Linked DNA regions of Homo sapiens: region 2 is linked to region 1. A link is a contact called in ENCODE Hi-C or POLR2A ChIA-PET data. All regions are on one chromosome and are shown on one strand. Each heading gives the region's core, a stretch centred on a gene start or an enhancer-like site at or near the end of the contact. The rest is flanking DNA. Distances are from core to core; before and after follow the strand shown.

Evidence for each region. A loop is a pair of places that touch in the nucleus more often than their neighbours do. ChIA-PET counts read pairs that join two places held with the same protein, here RNA polymerase II (POLR2A).
Region 2: a loop to region 1 is called in a map of astrocyte of the cerebellum, with 5 times the contacts of the local background. The contact joins two enhancer-like sites. A Hi-C loop is called at or near these places in 1 of 168 maps with a recorded cell type or tissue (astrocyte of the cerebellum). POLR2A ChIA-PET finds 5 or more read pairs at or near these places in 3 of 52 experiments (AG04450, CD8-positive, alpha-beta T cell and H1).

What each region holds. Positions count from the first base shown.
Region 1 is chr17:1,780,754-1,785,470 of GRCh38, reverse strand. It overlaps SMYD4 (SET and MYND domain containing 4), which reads left to right. Exons shown (of 11, transcript NM_052928.3): 8 at 1,010-1,145; 9 at 1,995-2,111; 10 at 2,313-2,436; 11 at 4,032-4,717. The coding sequence ends at 4,185. Among named protein-coding and RNA genes, the nearest start is that of SERPINF1, 21 kb to the right of the region's middle. RefSeq lists an enhancer at 1,322-1,616. Within about 2 kb of position 2,067, at least 34 of the 41 ENCODE cell types and tissues checked have a DNase peak (open chromatin) inside an H3K27ac peak, as active enhancers do.
Region 2 is chr17:1,997,485-2,002,715 of GRCh38, reverse strand. The region is part of intron 1 of RTN4RL1 (reticulon 4 receptor like 1); the gene reads left to right. LOC105371486 (a long non-coding RNA gene) reads left to right here. Exons shown (of 4, transcript XR_001752746.2): 4 at 1-65. Among named protein-coding and RNA genes, the nearest start is that of RTN4RL1-AS1, 18 kb to the left of the region's middle. RefSeq lists an enhancer at 2,221-2,731. Within about 2 kb of position 2,640, at least 22 of the 41 ENCODE cell types and tissues checked have a DNase peak (open chromatin) inside an H3K27ac peak, as active enhancers do.

The sequences.
Region 1 (4,717 bases), core at 818-3,317:
TTTCTATTGGTTTTCTTTTTTTTTTTTTTTTCTTTTTCTTTTGTGAGACAGAGTCTCTCTCATGTCACCCAGGCTGGAGTGCAGTGGTGCAATCTCGGCTCACTGCAAGCTCCACCTCCCGGGTTCACGCCATTCTCCTGCCTCAGCCTCCCGAGTAGGTGAGACTACAGGCGCCCGCCACCACCATGCCCGGCTAATTTTTTGTATTTTTAGTAGAGACGGGGTTTCACCGTGTTAGCCAGGATGGTCTCGATCTCCTGACCTCATGGATCCACCCGCCTCGCCCTCCCAAAGTGCTGGGATTACAGGCGTGAGCCACCGCACCTGGCCTTCTATTGGTTTTCTGAGGACTTTTTCATAACTACTAGAAATGTTTGTCATCAAGGCCGGGCACGGTGGCTCACGCCTGTAATCCCAGCACTTTGGGAGGCTGAGGCGAGCGGATCATGAGGTCAGAAAATCGAGACCATCCTGGCTTACACGGTGAAACCCCGTCTCTACTAAAAAAAAAAAATAAATAACACACACAAAAATTTAGCCGGGCTTGGTGGTGGGCACCTGTAGTCCCAGCTACTCGGGAGACTGAGGCAGGAGAATGGCGTGAACCCGGGAGGCGGAGCTTGGAGTGAGCCGAGATCGCACCACTGCACTCCAGCCTGGAGACCGAGCGAGACTCCATCTCAAAAAAAAGAAATGTTTGTCATCTAAAGTCCTGGCCCCAAAAAGCGACAAGAGGGGCTATAGAAGTGGAAAGAAATTGTGCACTGTACCAGTTCTGTTCCAAAAATGAAATCTCAGGTGGGATCAGCTACTGCTGATACACTTCATTAGAATTGCCGCCATTGCCGCCATCAAACAAAATTCGCTCAGACTTTCGTCACGATGTATTGTTACAGGAGTCTCTTTCCCCCATGAGGTAAGAAACTATGGAGCAGTCCTGTAATGTAAGCACAGGCGGTGTTGATAACTGACCCTGGCATTGGAATAAAGAGAAAACTGACTTCCACAGGGAGATGACGTGCTGCGCTGTGGCAGCAGATCTTGTGCAGAATCCGCCGTCAGCAGGGACCACCTGGTCTCTCGGTTACAGGACCTACAGCAGCAGGTCAGAGTGGCCCAGAAGCTTCTCAGAGATGGTGAACTAGGTGAGACTGGCTCCCTGCTTTGGTCCTCCAGCCCCTTCCCTTTTATTTGTTCTGATACCGTTTTGGACTCAGGGATACTCAGTACTGATGGGAGAATTGGATGTAATTATCCCCATGCCAGCCACAAGATGGCTATATAGGCCAGTGAGTCCAAACCCTGACCAGCTTTGTTACTGTGGGGCCCTTGAAAAGGGGCCAGGTGATTTCAGCTGTTGTTTTCTTCTGCATCTGATTGCTAAGTTGAAGTACCCCTGCCAACTAACGGGTCATCGCTGACATCCGTGAGCTGTGTGCAGTTCCAGAAGTTGAGTGTCATTTATTTTAATTCCAGGGCCTAGTGATGTAACTTCCTAGAAGGGCGGTTCTTCCCTCCTCAGAGCTAGTCTCTGCTAGAGAGCAGTGGGGCGTGAGCCCAGCTGATAGGAGTGTCTTGCTTTTGTCTGAGACTTGCGGAGCTCCCCATTGCCCTTGAAAACCCTGCCTTAGAGCTTGACATCATGGGATTTTTATTTACCCTGCTTTATGAAAGTTGACCTTTAGCTTAGATTTCAGGGTCAAGAGAAATCATGGCCGTACGTGAAAGGTAGAGTTGGTCGAGTTGGGAAGTTAATGTTGAAAATACAGTGTAAATGTGGGGAGGCCTCCCCTAGCGCCTTTCTCCACTGACAGAGAAAACAGAAGAAAACAGCAGCTTTATTGGAACAGACATTGTGCGTTGGTGACAACCCAGGGAGGCCAGGGGGAATTTCCACATTCAGCCCAGCTGATTCAGAGGATTTGAGACCTGGATTCTCATTCCTAGGACTGGGCTTCTGTCTATAGTGAGACGTCTTTCCTCTGCATTGACAGAGCGAGCTGTTCAGCGGCTGTCGGGGTGCCAGCGTGACGCCGAGAGCTTCCTGTGGGCAGAGCACGCCGTGGTGGGAGAGATCGCGGATGGCCTGGCCCGGGCCTGTGCTGCCTTAGGTACAGCATGAGCCTTCACGTTCTGCGTCGGGAACAGTCTGCTGTGGGCACTTCGCCGTGGCCCCGGCCTTGTCTGCCTGGTTACCCCCCGCTCTGTAAACTGAGGGTGCTCCCCCTCTCGTTCCATTTCCTCCCCCTGAAAATATGCATCCACAGTTGACAGTGGTTCTTTTCTGGAACAAGATTTTTCTCTTCTCACAGGAGACTGGCAAAAGTCAGCCACCCATCTACAGAGGAGTCTCTACGTGGTGGAGGTTCGCCACGGGCCGTCCAGTGTTGAAATGGGCCATGAGCTCTTCAAATTGGCCCAGATCTTTTTCAACGGGTGAGTCCCTTTCCCACTTCACAGGGCACACACTGTTCCTTTCCTAGGCTCTTCTGGGTATTACTTTTTTTCTATGGTGTTTTTAAAAGCATGTTGAAACTTCTTTATTTCCTCTTTAGGAGAGATCTTTGCCTTCTGTTTTGCTAACAAACATAACGCTTTAGAATTTCCTCCTGGGAGGCGGAGCTTGCAGTGAGCCAAGATCGCGCCACTGCACTGTAGCCTGGGCGACAGAGCGAGACTCCATCTCAAAAAAAAAAAAAAAAAGAATTTCCTCCTGGGAGATATGGGGAAAGCTTTTAGATCTCAAGTGAGTTTCCCAGAGAGAACTTGGCCAGGCAGCCCCACCCACCCTCCAGTATAGCTCTCCTTCTGGTTGTTCTCTGGTTCGTCACAGCCCCTTTGGCTGTCTCATTCCCAGCACTCTCAGCTCCAGGCTCTCTGCCTTCTCCCTACTCTGCATCCTCTTCCTTTTAAAGCGTTTGCTTGAACCAGGGCTGATTTTACCCCCAGACAACATGTGGCATTGCCTGGAGACTTTTTTTTTTTTTTTTTTGAGAAGGGGTCTTGCTGTCTTGCCCAGGCTGGAGTACAGTGGCTCGGTCACAGCTCACTGCTTCCTGCAACTCCTGGGCTCAAGCGATCTCTGGAGACATTTTGGATTGTCATGACTTGGAAGGGGGGTGCTGCTGGCATCTATTCGAAAGAGGCCAGAGGTGCTGCTAAGCATCCTCCCGGGTACAAGACAGTGCCCCCCCCACCAACCCCAGCAAAGAAGGAGCCAGCAACAGTGTCAATAGTGTCAGGGTCGAGAAACCCTGCTTTTTTGCTGCTGTTGTTTGTTTTTTGTTTTAAATCCCCTGTTCTACTTTGAAGGTTAAAAGGAAAGAACAGCACGCTGATGAGCTGATGCCAAATCCACTTTTGCTACTGAGACCATTTAGGGCCCAATTTCAGGATTTCCGGGTGGAACCTCCAACCCTGGTAAAGCTGCCCTTGGTGTATGTGGCTATGAGAAAGTGCTTAAAGCTTCAACCTAAGGCTGTGCTGAGTGGGCCTGGTACCCAAGACACAGAGACATTCTGTTTGGTCAGAGAGAGAGAAAAGGGCTGCAGAGTTAGGTCAGAGGTCAGCCCTAAGATGGTCACCCTAAAATGAAAACTGCTATGTAAACCTGTGGTAAATACCAGATGAAAACTTTGAGGCCGGGTGTGGTAGCTCACGCCTGTAATCCAGCTGCCCAGGAGGTTGAGGCAGGAGAATCACTTGAACCCGGGAGGCGGAGGTTGCAGTGAGCCGAGGTCGCACAAATACCTGGGCGACAAGAGTGAAACTCTTGTCTCAAAAAAAAAAAAAAAAGCTTTGAGATTTGCCTCGTGTTCTCAGGATCCTGGCGTCTATACTATCTTTTATAACTGTTTTCTCACACTTTTGTTTTGCAGCGTGTTTGTGACAGTGTCTTACTTACTGTTCTAGATTGTAGGATCCTTGATGACAGAAATGATCTTACATTCTTCACGGTGTGTGAGTAGGCCCTCAATTAACATTTGCCTCACAAATCAGTGAACTAACTCCTCTTACCTCCCTTGGCTCAGGTTTGCAGTACCCGAAGCCCTGAGCACAATACAGAAAGCTGAGGAGGTTCTGTCGCTGCACTGTGGCCCATGGGACGATGAAATCCAGGAGCTCCAGAAGATGAAATCCTGTTTGTTGGACTTACCACCCACCCCTGTAGGGCCTGCATTGTAGGGTTCCAGGAGGATTTTGACCCACAGAAAAGGAGCCCATGGAACACAAGTTAAAGAGGTTTTGCTGGCCAGGTATGGTGGCTCACGCCTGTAATCCCAGCACTTTGGGAGGCTAAGGTGGGCGGATCACCTGATGTCAGGAGTTCAAGACCAGCCTGGCCAACATGGTGAAACCCCATCTTTACTAAAAATACAAAAAACTAGCCAGGCGTGGTGGTGGGCACCTGTAATCCCAGCTACTTGGGAGGCTGAGGCAGGAGAATCTCTTGAACCCAGGAGGCGGAGGTTGCAGTGAGCCGAGATCGCTCCACTGCACTCCAGCCCAGGTGACAGTGTGAGACTCCATCTCAAAAAAAAAAATAAGAGGCCGGGTGCGGTGGCTCAAGCCTGTAATCCCAGCACTTTGGGAGGCCGAGGCAGGCAGATCACGAGGTCAGGAGATCCAGACCATCCTGGCTAACACGGTGAAACCCCGTCTCTACTAAAAATACAAAAAAATTAGTCGGGCGTGGTGGCGGACGCCTGTATTCACA
Region 2 (5,231 bases), core at 1,391-3,890, 220 kb before region 1:
TCTCAACAGAGAGAGACGGGCGTGGGGAGGAAGAGAGAGGGAGACAGAGACAGAGAAAAGAAAGGAAGGAAGGAAGGGAGGGAGGGAGGAGGGAAGAGACAGAGAGAGGAAATAAAGAAAGACAGGCCGGGCGCGGTGGCTCACGCCTGTAATCCCAGCACTTTGGGAGGCCGAGGTGGGCGGATCACGAGGTCAGGAGATTGAGACCATCCTGGCTAACACGGTGAAACCCCATCTGTACTAAAAATACAAAAAATTAGCCAGGCGAGGTGGCGGGCGCCTGTAGTCCCAGCTACTCGGGAGGCTGAGGCAGGAGAATGGCGTGAACCCGGGAGGCGGAGCTTGCAGTGAGCCGAGATCGCGCCACTGCACTCCAGCCTGGGCGACAGAGCAAGACTCCGTCTCAAAAAAAAAATTAAAATTAAAAATTAAAAAAAAGAGAAAGAGAGAAAGAAAAAAGAAAGGAGGGAGGGAGGGAAGGAAGGAAGAAAGGGAAAGAAAGAGAAAGAAGGAAGGAAGGAAGACAGTCCTTGCAGAAATACCGCTGCAGTGTCTGCCAGGACCTAAGATCTCGTACTATCTATTTTTTAATAATTGAGGGTAATAAATATGTATTTCTTTCTCCTCATCATCCCCCAACCTCCGATGCTTGTCAGCTCCCTGCGTCTCTCCTCTGATCAGACCAAGTCTTCCCCAAGCAAAAAAAAAAAATCCTTTAAGCAAAAAGGATTAAAACCTTGAAAGTAGGTCTGCCTGAGCTCCCCCCACTCCCTCCCCTCCCCTCCCCCAGGGCTGAAGTGAAGAGGCCCCTCAGGGGAGCCGGGGACGGGGGGAGCTGATGCTGCAAACCCCAAGTGGGGACCTTAGCAGGGGAGAATCCCGCAGTCACCCCTTCCCGCAGCCCATCGAGTCCTGGGGGAGGCAGCCTAGCCCGGCCCAGCTCTCCACTGGCCATTGAGGAGGGGCTGCTCGAGAACAAGGCTGCCCTAGTCCCCAGCAGTACAGGACATAGGAAGGAGGCCTTTGGTCTCAGAAAGACCCAGTTCTACCTTGCAGCATGGCTCTGTGCTTTAGGGGCCTGTGTGACCTTGGAACAAGCACTTGAGTCTCAGTTTCTTCATCTGGAAAATGGGAATATAAATAGTGCCTACCTTACAGAGGATCAAATAAGGCCGGGCGCGGTGGCTCATGCCTGTAATCCCAGCACTTTGGGAGGCCGAGGCGGGCGGATCACGAGGTCAGGAAATCGAGACCATCCTGGCTAACATGGTGAAACCCCGTCTCTACTAAAAGTACGAAAAGAAATTAGCAGGGCATGGTGACGGGCGCCTGTAGTCCCAGCTACTCGGGAGGCTGAGGCAGGAGAATGGTGTGAACCCGGAGGCGGAGCTTGCAGTGAGCCCAGATCACACCACTGCACTCCAGCCTGGGCAACAGAGTGAGACTCCATCTCAAAAAAAAACCCAGAGGATCAAATAAGCTAAACATAGTCCAGTGTCTGGCACATGGAAAATACAAAGTAAATGAAAGGCCAGGCGTGGTGGCTCACACCTGTAATCCCAGCACTTTGGGAGGCTGAGAGGGGAGGATGACTTGAACCCAGGAGTTCAATGCCAGCCTGGGCAACATAGTGAGACCCCATCACTACAAAAAAAAAAAAAGTAAATGAAAAACATTATTATTGTTATCTTTATCAAGTGATTCTCAGACACAGAGGGCAGCCTGTCACGTCTCCTATTCCATGACCCTCCACAGCTCACAAAGGCCTGCGAGCCACAGCTGTTTCCATGCAGTATTCCCACCATCCCTCCAAGAGGGGCTGAAGGTGAGGCTGGGTGGCATGATTTGGAGCCTTGCCCAAGGCTGCTGGACCCGTAGGTAATAGAACCAGAACCCTGCCAGCTGCAGTGGCGCACCCCTGTAATCCCCGTACTTCGGGAGGCTGAGCTGGGCGGATCACCTGAGGTCAGGAGTTCAAGACCAGCCTGGCCAACATGGCGAAACCCCATCTCTACTAAAAATACAAAAATTAGCCAGACGTGGTGGCACGCCCCTGTAATCCCAGCTACTCAGGAGGCTGAGGCAGGAGAATGACTTGAACCTGGGAGACGGAGGTGAGCCGAGATCGCACCATTGCACACCAGCCTGGGCAAGAAAAGCGAAAATCAGTCTCAAAATAAATAAATAAATAAATAAAATACTAAAATTAGCTGGACATGGTGGCATGTGCTTGTAATCCCAGTTACTCGGGAGGCTGAGACTTGAGAATCGCTAGAACCCAGGAGGTGGAGGTAGCACCGAGACCATGCCGCTGCACTCCAGCCTGGGCGGCAGAGAGAGACTCCATCTTAAACAAACAAACAAACAAAAACTGGAACCCAAAGTAGGACTTTGTGTCCCTTCCCTGCCTCCCGTCCTGACATTCCTTCCTCTGCCCCATCCTGCTTCCTAACAAGGCACCCAATATCCTTGGCTCTGGGCTCCAGGAGCCAACCCAGGAAGCAAACTAGGAAAGGCCTGGCCGGGCTGGGTAGGGACACCTGGGGCAGCGGTGGCTGCTACTTGGCAGACACGCCTTCTCCCTGACACAGCTGTCAGCCTTTGCAGTTCTGCTGAGGCAGCAGCCCTGGCCCAGGCAGGCTTCCCTCCCTCTGTGCTGGGTACATGCACACAGGGCTGGCTGCAGATGGCCGGCCTGTGCCCCTGCACCCATCCAGGCCCAGGGACCCTGGCCTGCCCAGTGGTCAGCACTTGGCCACCTGGCCTCCAGGGCCCCACTGCCTGCCCCCCTGGGGACAGGCCTGCCCCAGCTGCTCTGGGCCCTAGACAGGAGAGGAGAGGCGAGAAGAGGCAAGGCCGTGAGGCCGGAGGGCAGGAAAAGCCGGGAGGGAGGTGGCTATTTATAGCCAGCTTTGCTTTTGTTCCTTTTCCAGCAATGCCTCTCTTTAAATAGGAGCAGGGCTGGAGGCTGCAGCTCTTCCCCAGCCGCCTGCAGTCAGCACGCAAGAGTGTGTGTGCCTGTGCGTGTGTGTGTGGGGGGGGCATGTATAGGGAGTGGGCACTGCAGTGTGTATTTGTGCATGTGTGCAGGGACAGGAAGAAGAGGCTGGATGTTCTGTGTACGTGTGTGCTTGTGTGTACACCGACATGTACAGGGTGGCAGTGGGTGAACAGCTCTTTGTGTATGGGTGTTGGGAGCTGCATGTGCACATACGTGGATAGGGATGGGGCAGTTCATGTGTGTGTGTGTGTGTGTGTTTTATTTTTTTCGAGACGGAGTCTTGCTCTGTTGCTCAGGCTGGAGTGCAGTGGCGCGATCTCGGTTCACTGCAATCTCCTCCTCCCGGGTTCAAGTGATTCTCCTGCCTCAGCCTCCCGAGTAGCTGGGATCACAGGCGCGCGCCACCACGCCCGGCTAATTTTTGTATTCTTGGTAGAGACGGGGTTTCACCATGTTGGCCAGGATGGTCTCCAACTCTTGATCTCGTGATCCGCCCGCCTCCGCCTCCCAAAGTGCTGAGATTACAGCCGTGAGCCACCGCGCCCGGCCGGTGTGTGTGTGTGTGTGTGTGTATGATGAGCACACATTCAGTGCAGCGTGTGTGTGTGTGTGTGTGTGTGATCGCGCATGTGTCTGGTGTAGACTGGCGTGAGCAGCTCTCTGGGGCGAGTGAACATCGCTGTAAGGGGCTGTGGAGTGGTCCCCGCCCTGTGTGTGAGAGGATGGCATCGTGCAGGGAAGGGGGAGCAGCTCTTCAGTTGTGCACAGCCGACTGGAACCCTCGGTGAGGGCAGGGCCTGTGTCTGTTCTGCGCGTGGGATGAGCGCGTAGAGAATAAAGGGGCTCCGGGGTCGTCTTCGGCTGCCGGGAAAGTGCGTCAAACCCGCGTCCCCAGCGTTTTTAGGGCCCTCGCAGAGCCCCACCCCCACCCCCACCCCGGGGTCCCCGTGCGCGCGAGGCCGCCCCTGTCCCCGTCTGTGCTGCGAGGCCCGTGAGGGGAGCGGGGCCCGGGCGCTCCGGCAGCGCCAGCTTGGGCAGGAAAGCGCCGCGGCGACCTCGGAGGCCACATCCCGGCGAGCCCAGGAGGAGGCGAGCCGGCCCCACGTCCCCCACCCTCCGCCTCAGCGTTCACGTCTGTAAAGTGGGGGCAGGAAAGCCGCCGGGGATCCGGCAGGGACCTGCGCGCTGGGCAGCGGTGGCCGGCCCGGGGGCAGCCGCGGGGAGGGGAGGCCCGACCCGAGCGGGGCGCGTGGGGTGCGCAGATCCCCGGCCGGCGGCTCCCGCGAGAGGGAACGGATCCCAGCGCGGCCGCGGCTCCCCGCGCGGTAACCCCGATCTCTCAGCGCGGGCCCCCGGCTCTAGAGCGAGAAGACCCTCCCGGGCGGGGCCGGTGCCCAAAGGGCGCGCTCGGCTCGGGTCGGCCTGCGGGAGGCCTTGGGGCGCCGGGTCTGGGCACCGCCCTCGCCCTGCAGCTCCGGATCAATGCGACAGCCCTCCCCGCCCCTCCCCCAAAGGCCAAACAAAACATAGTAAATATTTAATCCGGGCCAGGGAGCCAAGGAGGCCTCCCCGCCCCCTCCGCCGCCGTCTGGCTCCCCTGCCAGCCCCGGCAGCTCTCCCTCGGTAATGAGGCCGGGAGAGGCCGGGATCGATCGCGGCCTGGGGCGGAGGCGGGGGTGGGGGTGGGGCGCCCGGCACCCTGAGGGGGACATCGCTGCCCGCCCCCAGGCCCCAGACCCAGGAGCCCAACCGAAGGCACCTGCGCCCACGCTTTCCCCAGAAGGCCTGCGAGGAGCGCGCCGGCCCCTGCCGGCCTGCCCTTGTCACCTCCCTTCTCAGAGGGCGTCAGCTGGGGTCGGGGGTCTGCGGGGATGCAGGCCCGAGTAGGAGGGCTGTGAAGGGGGCGGGGACCTCCCAGCCCCGGCTCAGGCCTGACCTCCGAGTCCTAGTGGTTTAAAGCCAGCAGGGGCTTGGATGAGGCCTGGGTGGGGCAGGGGCAGCTAGGGGTGCCCTAGAGGGAGGCTGGCGAGGTGTTCCTGTACCTTGGAGTAGGATACCTTAGTGTGCTGGTGGTGCTCCCGATTTCCTGGGCATTGCCTGGGGAATACCTAGAGGGGACGGTGACATCCTCACTGCTCATTCATGCAGTGGTTTATGATTGAGCACCTACTATGGGCCAGTCATACTTGTCGACTACCAGACAGACAAGTTCAGACCTGCAGAGGGATCG